2 separate regions of the Homo sapiens genome follow, and region 2 is linked to region 1. A link is an interaction called in ENCODE POLR2A ChIA-PET data of the cell type or tissue named here. Cell type or tissue: OCI-LY7. All regions are shown on one strand.

What was found. ChIA-PET counts read pairs that join two places held together with the same protein. Peaks named below come from ENCODE experiments on the same cell type or tissue, not always from the same donor. Only the 100,000 strongest peaks of a DNase experiment are listed, where the experiment ranks them.
Region 2: POLR2A ChIA-PET joins it to region 1 with 18 read pairs; 5 of 35 experiments call an interaction of 5 or more read pairs at or near these places.

Annotation. Positions count from the first base shown.
Region 1 is chr5:43,275,908-43,280,907 of GRCh38, reverse strand. NIM1K (NIM1 serine/threonine protein kinase) reads right to left here. Exons shown (of 4, transcript NM_153361.4): 3 at 3,583-3,851; 4 at 58-928. The coding sequence ends at 179. Among named protein-coding and RNA genes, the nearest start is that of HMGCS1, 35 kb to the left of the region's middle. In OCI-LY7, no CTCF peak of the experiment used is centred here; no DNase peak of the experiment used is centred here.
Region 2 is chr5:43,218,841-43,223,840 of GRCh38, reverse strand. The region is part of intron 1 of NIM1K (NIM1 serine/threonine protein kinase); the gene reads right to left. Among named protein-coding and RNA genes, the nearest start is that of NIM1K, 29 kb to the right of the region's middle. In OCI-LY7, no CTCF peak of the experiment used is centred here; a DNase peak (open chromatin) is centred at 2,120.

The DNA.
Region 1 (5,000 bases):
AACAAGATCCCAAATCAAGCCAGAATCTGAGCTAATAGACTTTTTGGAGAAAAAAAATGCATATCTCAAATTTAAGTTTATTTAAAAATTACAAAAATGTCTCCACTCAAGTTGTCCTTGAAAAAAATTTAGAAGCAGCAACAATCATCTTGGTTAGTTACAAGCAGTCTAGTGCAATTTATAAAATCGAGCAAAATTTGGATGTGTGTCTTATCCCTCTGTAGACACGGGACCCTTTTTTGAGGTCTCTTTCTTTAGGGTCTGGTAGCATCATGACTGGGACACTTTCCAAAGCCTTCTTCCTTTGGACTCTATGTAAAATAATTCTATAGACCCCTGTGATTGAGCTGCGAGCATCTCTCCCTTGGTTATTTCGAATATGCTCTTCTGTAATGCCCAAATGTTCTAAAGTGCTTTTGACCTCATTTTCTTCTTCCTTGAGAGTGCTGGTTTCCGACAAATGTTTGGGATCCAGTTGGAAAGGTTCCAAAGGTGTAGGGTATGGCACCCCTTGCATCCATTCATCATTCATGATGCAGTCGATTCCGTACCTCTCCGTGGGGATCTGCTGAAGGACTCCTCGGATGAGTCGGTGGCAGGGCTCTGACACGTGCGGCGGTACACTGTATGTGCCCTCGAGGATGCTCTTTTTTAGTTTGGCCACGGTTTCTGCCCGAAATGGCATGGTGCCAGTCACCATGAAGTACAAAAGCACCCCCAAGGCCCAGATATCCACGTAAATGCCGATGTAGTGCTCGTCCCGGAAGAGTTCAGGCGCAGCGTAGGGAGGAGACCCACAGAAAGTGTTCAGCATTTCACCTTTTTTGCTTACTGTGCTGAATCCAAAATCGCCCACCTTCACACAAGTATTACTGGTATAGAATACATTTTCTGCTTTCAGATCTCTATGAATAATTTGGTTTTCATGCTGTGGAAGAAGACATAGAGAAAAGTCATTTTTACAGTAAAATGTCAAAATAAAAAATGTATCAGTTGCTCTGAAACAGTGAGATAATGATGGTGGAATAACAAATTCAGTGAGGATCACCTTAAGTCATGATAGCAAACCCTGTCATAACCTTTAGCCCAATGTAATGCCTACACCTCCCCAAATAGACCAAAGTTCCTATTCTATGTGGTAAGGGTTGGAGTCTGTTCCACACATGTGGACTCAGAAACTAACACCAGAAATCAGACCCAGATCTTATGAAACTACACATTCTGAAATACAATGAAACAGTAATCCTTAGTTGTTGAGGTCATACATGGGTTTTTCTGGCTGATGGATCGTTTGACCAGGAAGGCTTGGAGCCCTCCCCTGACTTTCCGGCCATGCTTTTTGGGGTGGACTCTTTTATCCTTACAGAATTCAGCCGAAGGGAGGTGGTTGCATTTGGCAAGGATCTAGCCACAGAACACACTGTGGATTGTGGGCACATGCTCCACTCCCACCCTTGCATCCTGAATCCAGACAATCTTCAGAGGACCCTTGACCTGTTCAGTCCCAAGGGCTCTTGGAAAATGGCTTTGTGTTTGTCAGCTTTCCTGATGGCCCTCCTGGAATAAGAATCCAGGCTTTGGAGGGGACAGTCTGGTCAATTCTAGGTTCAACTATACCAGCTGGGTACTGTGAATGTCAGTTTCCTTCTCTGTAAAGTGGGATACTGATAACCATAGGCTGTGGTGAGAACTATATATGACGCTAACTACGTATGATGAGAACAGTGCTCAGCATGGTCTTGGCATATAAACAAACTCAATAAGATGTGGATCTATGGCTATGAAACACACTTCCTGTTTGCAGAGCGTTGGAGAAATGGCAGGGAGTAGAGCTGCTGAAGACTAACATCTGTACCTTCTATTGCTGGATTCTCTTCTGTTCTCCCACCAAGTTACTTTTCCAAGTAGAATGTGGAAGACTCTTTGCCCATCTGTTCTATTACTTGGTATGGGTCTGGCTTATTCTCTGGCCCTGGGAAAGCTCACCACAGCCCAAAGCCACTTAAATGATGATTGGTCATATATCACAGGTCTGAAACATCCACCACCACTACAGTCAAGCTCTTCTCCCTGGCTCACTTCTTTTTCTTCCTCCTCTCCTTCCCTACTGCTATTTTGGGCCCTCTAGGCCACAGATTCCCTTGCAAATTCTCCCTCTTTTGCCCCATTGCTAGCATGGACTGTTTTATCTGACTTTTTCAGTGCCTGGCATGTAATGAGGTTCACTGTGGCTCACTGATCCCAGTTCTTGCTCCTACAACCATGCAGGCTGAGAAGTGAATTGGAAATAGCCTCTCAACTAATATAGACCCTAGCCAAGTGTCTCTTTTCTGACAGATCCGTTCAACTGGGATCTGAGTAAAGATGGTGACTGACTAAAACTTTTGGTAGTAAAAGTGATACTCAGGCCTGCAAGTCAGGTTCCTCCTGTATGGCCCGCAATACGGCCAAAATTAAGGAGGCAGCAAAACAGCCAGTTCTTGGGAGAACTACAGAGTGTGCATTAGGAGTCCAGATTTATCTAAAGAAGTAACCAAAGAACTAAAATAAGAATGACACAAGCGGCCAGGCACGGTGGCTCACGCCTGTAATCCCACTACTTTGGGAGACCGAGGCAGGTGGATCGCTTGAGGTCAGGAGTTCAAGACAAGCCTGACAAACATGGTGAAACCTCATCTCTATTAAAAACACAAAATCAGCTAGGCATGGTGGCACATGCCTGTAATCCCAGCTACTTGGGAGGCTGAGGCAGGAGAATCGCTTGAACCCGGGAGGCGGAGGTTGCAGTGAGCCAAGATCATGCCACTGCACTCCATCCTGGGTGACAGAGGAAGACTCTGTCTAAAAAAAAAAAAAAGAAACAGAAAGAAAGGAAGGAAGGAAGGAAGGAAAAGAAAGGAAGGGAGGAAGAAAAGGAAGGAAGGAAGGGTGGAAGGCAGGCAGGAAGGAAGGGAAAAAAGAAAGACACAACCAAGTGTTAATCTACTGGGCACAGAGGCAATAAGAGCTAGGGGATCTTACTGAAGGCAAAATATCAGTATAACTGATGTGAGATTGAAGAACATCTCTCTCTCTCTCTCTCTCTCTCTCTCACACACACACACACACACACACACACACACACACACGGAGAGGGGGGGTGGGGGAGAGAGAGAGAGAGAGAACCAAGCTGGGCATGAAGTATGGATAGGATTTAGAATGTGAGATGTCATATGAGGGCATCCTAGACAGAAGTAGGAAAGCAAAACCAAGAAGCAGTGAGGAGCCAGCTATCCAGATAGTGGAAGATGAGGTTGGAGAAATGGGTATGGCCAGGGAGTGGGTGATATTCATCAGCTGCTCCCAGTGATTCCTGCCAATGTCTGCAGAAGCTAGGAGGTTGACGTGTAACTGGACATCCCTGGATGTTGCTTCACAGGCAAGGAGCATGATCCCAGCCAGACTTCTGACTCTCAGAAGGGACTACTGTCTGCTTTGTAGGACAAAAGCCCTCTGGGACACTTGAGGGTTAGTAACCTAAAGCCCTGTGCTCCCAGTGTCAGTGCAATGGGAGCAAGGTTCTCACTCGTCACCCCTGCTCACCATGTGCTTCACGGCAGACACAATCTGGGAGAAGATGAGCTTGCTTTCTGGTTCAGAGAGCTTCCCCTCAGTGCTAATTTTTCCGAAGAGCTCCCCACCCCCTGCATACTCCATCACCAAGTGCAGCTTGGATAGGGTCTCCACCACTTCGTAAAGGCGGATGATGTTGGGATGGTGCAGCTTTTCCATGCTGGAGATTTCTCGGGATAGTAGCCTCTGGGTTTTCTGGTCTAACTTGGTCTTGTCCAGGATCTTAATGGCCACCTTTTCTGCAAGGAAAAAAAGTAAAAATTGTGCCAGAATTCACAGGAGCATAGTTAGAACTGGAGAGGACCTGGATCAGCTCCTTTCCTTTACTAGACAGAGAGTGGCTGTTCCCAAGCTGAGAGAGCTCATCAGGGAATGACAAAGCAATGCTTAAGCCCAGCATCAGTGCCCTTCCCTTGGATCGGTGTGAGTCTTCCACACACAGGTTTTGATGCCAAGTCCTGCCTCCCAAGGAAAGTTTCCAGATAAAGCTAGAGCTCCTTTGCTAAGCCCGGAGAGAACTTCTTGATGAGACCCAGCTCATCTCATCAGCCTCACTGTCCATCATTCCTGTCCACCATCCCCAATGCCCCATGCACCCTTCATTGCAACCAATACAGAACTTTTTGTTGCTCCCTGAAAAGGGGCTGAACATTCATGCCTAGAAGATTTTCTCTACCTGGTTCATTCTCTCCATCATTCCTTCCCTGTTCTTTACTCTTGCTTTCACTCATCAATATAGTTTGGACATTTGTCCCCACCCAAATCTCATTGAAATGTAATCCCCAATGTTGGAGGTGGAGTCTGGTGGGACGTGTTTGGGTCATGGAGGCTGATGTCTCATGAATGGCTTGGGCCATCTCCTTAGTGATAAGTGAGCTCTCGCTCTGAGTTCACATGAGATCTGGTTCTTTAAAAGTGATGGGATCTTGTGGCATGTTCCCCCAACTCTTGCTCCTGCTTTCACAGTGTGATGTGCCTTCCACCTTCCACCATGATTGGAGCTTCCTGAGGCCTCTACAGAAGCAGATGCCACCACGCTTCCTGTACAGCCTGCAGAATCATGAGCTAATAAAACCTTTTTTTCTTATAAATTACTCAATTTTGGCTGGGCGCGGCAGCTCACGCCTGTAATCCCAGCACTTCGGGAGGCCAAGGCGGGAGGATCACGAGGTTGGGAGTTTGAGACCAGCCTGGCCAACATGGTGAAACCCTATCTCTACTAAAAATACAAAAATTAGATGGACCCGGTGGCAGGCACCTGTGCTACTCGGGTGGCTGAGGCAGGAGAATCACTTGAACCCAGGGAGGCAGAGGTTGCAGTGAGCCGAGATCGCACCACTGCTCTCCAGCCTAGGTAAGAAAGCAAGACTCCGTCTCAGAAAAAAAAA
Region 2 (5,000 bases), 57 kb after region 1:
CCAAAGCACTGAAATCTCAGGCAGGAATTCATTTATATCAACCTAATTTGAAACAAAAGCAGCTGCTTTCCTGCCCTCTGAATTATCCATCTAGGGGCTCAAAGGTTTCCCACCTATCAGATTTTCTTCTCTGTTCTGGTAACCTCTGGAGTGAAGCTGATTTTTCAAAGGCAGAAAACAGCTCTTTGCCATGGTAATCATTTAACAAAAGGAAAGTAACATTAATAAGAAGAGAGCTGTTGGTTCTTAATAGCTCAAGCTGTATGATAGATATGTACGTACATGGCTGTTACTATGAAAATGTCTAGGTAGTAAGGCAATGTGGAAAATGAGATATCCAAAATTTTATTGAAATTTAGAGGATAATCTCAATGAACTATTCTGGCCCTTAATAATTATGTCAATAACAGTTAGCTCTTATATAACACATTTTATGTGGTAGGCATTATTCTAGATACTGTATGTGTATTAACTATTTAATCCTTACAAGAATTTTAGAAGGTAGGTGCTAATATATCAGGTTTACAGAACAGGGAGCTTTAGTCAGCACAAGGAGATGCTATCAGGTGACTCTCCCCAGCTGGGATTCAAGCCCAGGCAGGGAGGCCCCAGCCTCAGGGTTCTTAAGCACCACTGTGTGCTATATAGTTATTTCCTGAATGTTTTTATAACAACCTAACTTTTTTTTTTTTTTTTTTTTTTGAGATGGAGTCTCGCTCTGTTGCCACGGCTGGAGTGCAGTGGCACGATCTCGGTTCACTGCAACCTCTGCCTCCCAAGTTCAAGCGATTCTCCTGCCTCAGCCTCCGGAGTAGCTGGGATTACAGGCATGCACCACCACGCCAGGCTAATTTTTGTATTTTTAGTAGAGATGGGGTTTCGCCGTGTTGGTCAGGCTGGTCTCAAACTCCTGACCTCGTGATCTGCCCACCTCGGCCTCCGAAAGTTCTGGGATTACAGGCGTGAGCCACTGTGCCCAGCACAATCTAACATTTTTTTAATGTCCAGGATTTAATACTTGGTATAAGGTAAGCTGAACACTTTGATATATGCTGTCTCTAGCCTGCTACAAAGCAGGCTTTCTTTTTTCTTTTTTCTTTTTTTTTTAAGGGACAGGCTCACTCTGTCGCCCAGGTTGGAGTACAGTAGCAAGATCATAGTTCACTGCAGCCTCGAACTCCTGGGCTAAAGTGATCCTTCAGTCTCAGCCTCCCAAGTAGCTGGGACTAAAGGCATTCACCACCATGCTCGGCTAGTTTTTTTTCTTCATTTTTTGTATAGATGGGGTCCCTCTGTGTTGCCCAGTATTGACTTTGACTCTTGGGCTTAAGCAATCCTCCCACTGCGGCCTCCCAAAGTGCTAAGATTACAGGTGTGAGCCACCACACCTGGCCCAAAGTAGGCTTTTGATAAATGTTTCAGGGGTGAATGAATGAGTAAATAAATGTGGAATACCACAGGTTTTCTCTCAGTTGCCTTAGTCTATCACTAATAGTTTTCTTCTCTCTCTTCTCACTGCCCACCCAGCAACCCACCAATTTGATTATTATAAATTCATCCTGTCTTTCCTCTGCTCTGTCCTAAACCATAAGATCGTATTTCTCACCCTTCAGTGATTGGACATCCTGCTCAGAATTCACAAAGGGAGCTGACAATCCCCTGGGGAATGTGGGACATAAGGCAAGGCCAGAACTTTTTCACAAACAAAATAGATGGCCTCAGGACCTCAGAAGCAGCACCAGTATAGAGCCATAATAGACACTGAGTGAGCCAGAGGTAGTGTCTGTCCACTTGGAAAGCAAAGGGACTGAAACTCTCATGCCTCCTCCTCCAAGATCTGCACTAACCACAGAATGCTTCATCCGTTTATTCAACATTTACTGAGCATCTACTACATGCTAAGCACTGTGCTGGGCATAAAATGCATAAGACATAGTTCCTGTCCTCAAGGAGCTACTTGTATCGGTTAAGATTAGCCTAAAGCTGCCTGCTTAAATATTCTAAGTTCAGCCTAATGGTTTCTCTGTAATAGTGAACTGTAACCTAACTAAATGCATAAATAGATCAACCTACCCTTGTGCCAGTCATCAAGTTTCAACCAATCAAAGGCAGCCAACTGTTCAAACTGTGTTCAAACAGGGCAAACGCTGTATAACCAATCCGGCTGTTTCTGTACCTCACTTCCGTTTTCTGTGCATCACTTTCCTTTTTCTATTCATAAATCTTCTTTGATCACACAGCTGCCCTGGAGCCTCTCTGAACCTGTTCTTATTCGGGGGCTGCCCAATTGGAGAATTGGTCTTTGCTCAATTAAACTCTTTAAATTTAATTCATCTAAGGTTTTTCTTTTCTTTTCTATCTTTTTCCTTTTCTTTTTTTTTTTTTTTTTTTTTGAGACAGTCTCACTCATCACCCAGGCTGGAGTGCAGTGGCGCAGTCTTGGCTTACTGCAACCTCTGCCTCCCAGGTTCAAGCAATTCTCATGCCTCAGCCTCCTGAGTAGTTGGAATTACAGGTATGCACTACCACACCCAGCTCAGGTTTCATTATGTTGGCCAAGCTGGTCTCGAACTCCTGACGTCAAGTGATCGGCCCACCACAGCCTCCGAAAGTGCTGGGATTACAGGCATGAGCCACAGCACCCAGCCTAAGGTTTTTCTTTTGACAAATCAGAAAGGCACTCTTCTCTCTGCCCCATCAACACCACAACTCACTTAACAGTATTCTCTTAATCTCTTATTTATCTCCACACCTTATTGGGACTCGCTGTGAGTTCATTTATTAATGTCTATATGGAGATCATCATTCATTCATTTGTGTATCAAGAGAGCACCAATATGTGGCAGACACTGTTCCAGGAGAGGGGATGTCATGAGGGCAGAGCAGAGGGCATCTCTGCACTCTCGGGACTTATCATGACCGCCCTATGCTTACTGCCTTCTTCTCTCATGTCCCCCCTATGCTTACTACCTTCTTCTCTCGGCTTCTTCAAAGCACTTAACATTATATAAAGTAATCATTATAACTATGTGTCATATTTTTAACATATACAGATGTAATACACATAACAATAATGGCATAACAAAGGAAAAGAGGAAATGGAGCTGCAAAGGAATAAAGTTTCTGGATCCCACTGAAATGAAGTTAGTATAAATCTAAACTAGGTTTTGATTAAGTTAAAATTTATATTGTATGCCTTAGAGCAAATGTTAAGAAAATAAAAATATATAACTACAAAATAATTAAAGAGAGCCACCGTGGGCCAGGCGCAGTAGCTCACGCCTGTAATCCCAGCACTTTGGAAGGCCAAGGCGGGCGGATCACCTGAGGTCAGGAGTTTGCGATCAGCCTGGCCAATGAAACTCTGTCTCTATTAAATATACAAAAATTAGCCAGTCGTGGTGGTGCCCACCTGTAATCTCAGCTACTCGGGATGCTAAGGCAGGAGAATCGCTTGAACCTGGGAGGTGAAGGTTGCAGTGTGCTGAGATGGTGCCACCGCACTATAGCCTGGGTGAGACTCCATCTCCAAAAAAAAAAAAAAAAAGAGATACCCACATGCAGAAGAATAAAGTTAGACCTTTACCTTAGACCATAAACAAAATTTAATTCAAGATGCATTAAAGACCTAAATGTAAGAGCTAAAGATATAAAACTCTTGGATGAAAACATAGGCATAAATCTGCACAACCTTGGATTAGGCAATTGTTTCTTAGATATGAAACCAAAAATACAAAAATATAAGCAATAAAAGAAAAAATACATAAACTGGGCATTATCAAAATTTAAAAATCGTATGCATCAAAGGACACAATTGGCTGGGCACGGTGGCTCACGCCTGTAATCCCAACACTTTGGGAGGCCGAGGTGGGCGGATCACGAGGTCAGGAGTTCAAGACCAGCCTGGCCAACATAGTGAAACCCTGTCTCTATTAAAAATAGAAAAATTAGCCGGGTTTGGTAGCACACGCCTGTAGTCCCAGCTACTCACTCGGGCGGCTGAGGCAGGAGAATCGCTTGAACCCAGGGGGCGGAGGTTGCAGTGAGCTAAGACTGCACCATTGCACTCCAGCCTGTGGGCGACAGAGCCAGACTCCATCTCAAAAAAAAAAGACACAATCAAGAAAGTGTAAAGATAATTCACAGAACAGGAAACGTTTTTGCAAATTGTGTGTCTAATAAGGTACTTGTATTTGTATATGGAATCTGTAAGTAACACAACTCAATAATTGTTTTAATATCACCTGATATCATTTGGATATTTGTCCCCTCCAAATCTCATGTTGAAATTTGATCCCCAGGACAGGTATGGTGGCTCACATCAGCAATCCCAGCACTTTGGGAGGCTGAGGTGGGAGGATCACTTGAGCCCAGGAGTTTGAGACCAGCCTGTGCACCATAGTGAGACACTGTCTCTACAAATAAAATTTTTAGAATTAGACAGGTGTGGTGGTTCATGCCTTGTATTAGTCCTTTCTCATGCTGCTAATAAAGACATACCTGAGACTCCTAATAAAGACTACTGAGTAGTTGGAATTACAGGTATGCACTACCACACCCAGCTCAGGTTTCATTATGTTCATATGTTTCATTATGTTGGCCAAGCTGGTCTCGAACTGAAAATTTATAAAGGAAAGAGGTTTAATAATTTATAAAGGAAAGAGGTTTAATAATTCATGGTTCCACAGGGCTGGGGAGGCCTCAGGAAACTTACAATCATGGCAGAAGGGGAAGCGAACATGTCCTCCTTCACATGATAGCAGCAAGGAGAAGTGCTGAGCAAAAGCGGGAAAAGCCCCTTATAAAAGCGTCAGATCGCATGAGAACTCACTCACTATCACAAGAACCGATGGGGAAACCTTCCCCATGATTCAATTATCTCTGCCTGGCCTCTCCCATGACACATGGGGATTATGGAAACTACAATTCAAGATGAGATTTGGGTGGGTACACAGCCAAACCATATCATTCCTGCAATCTCAGCTCATGGTGGGTGGAGT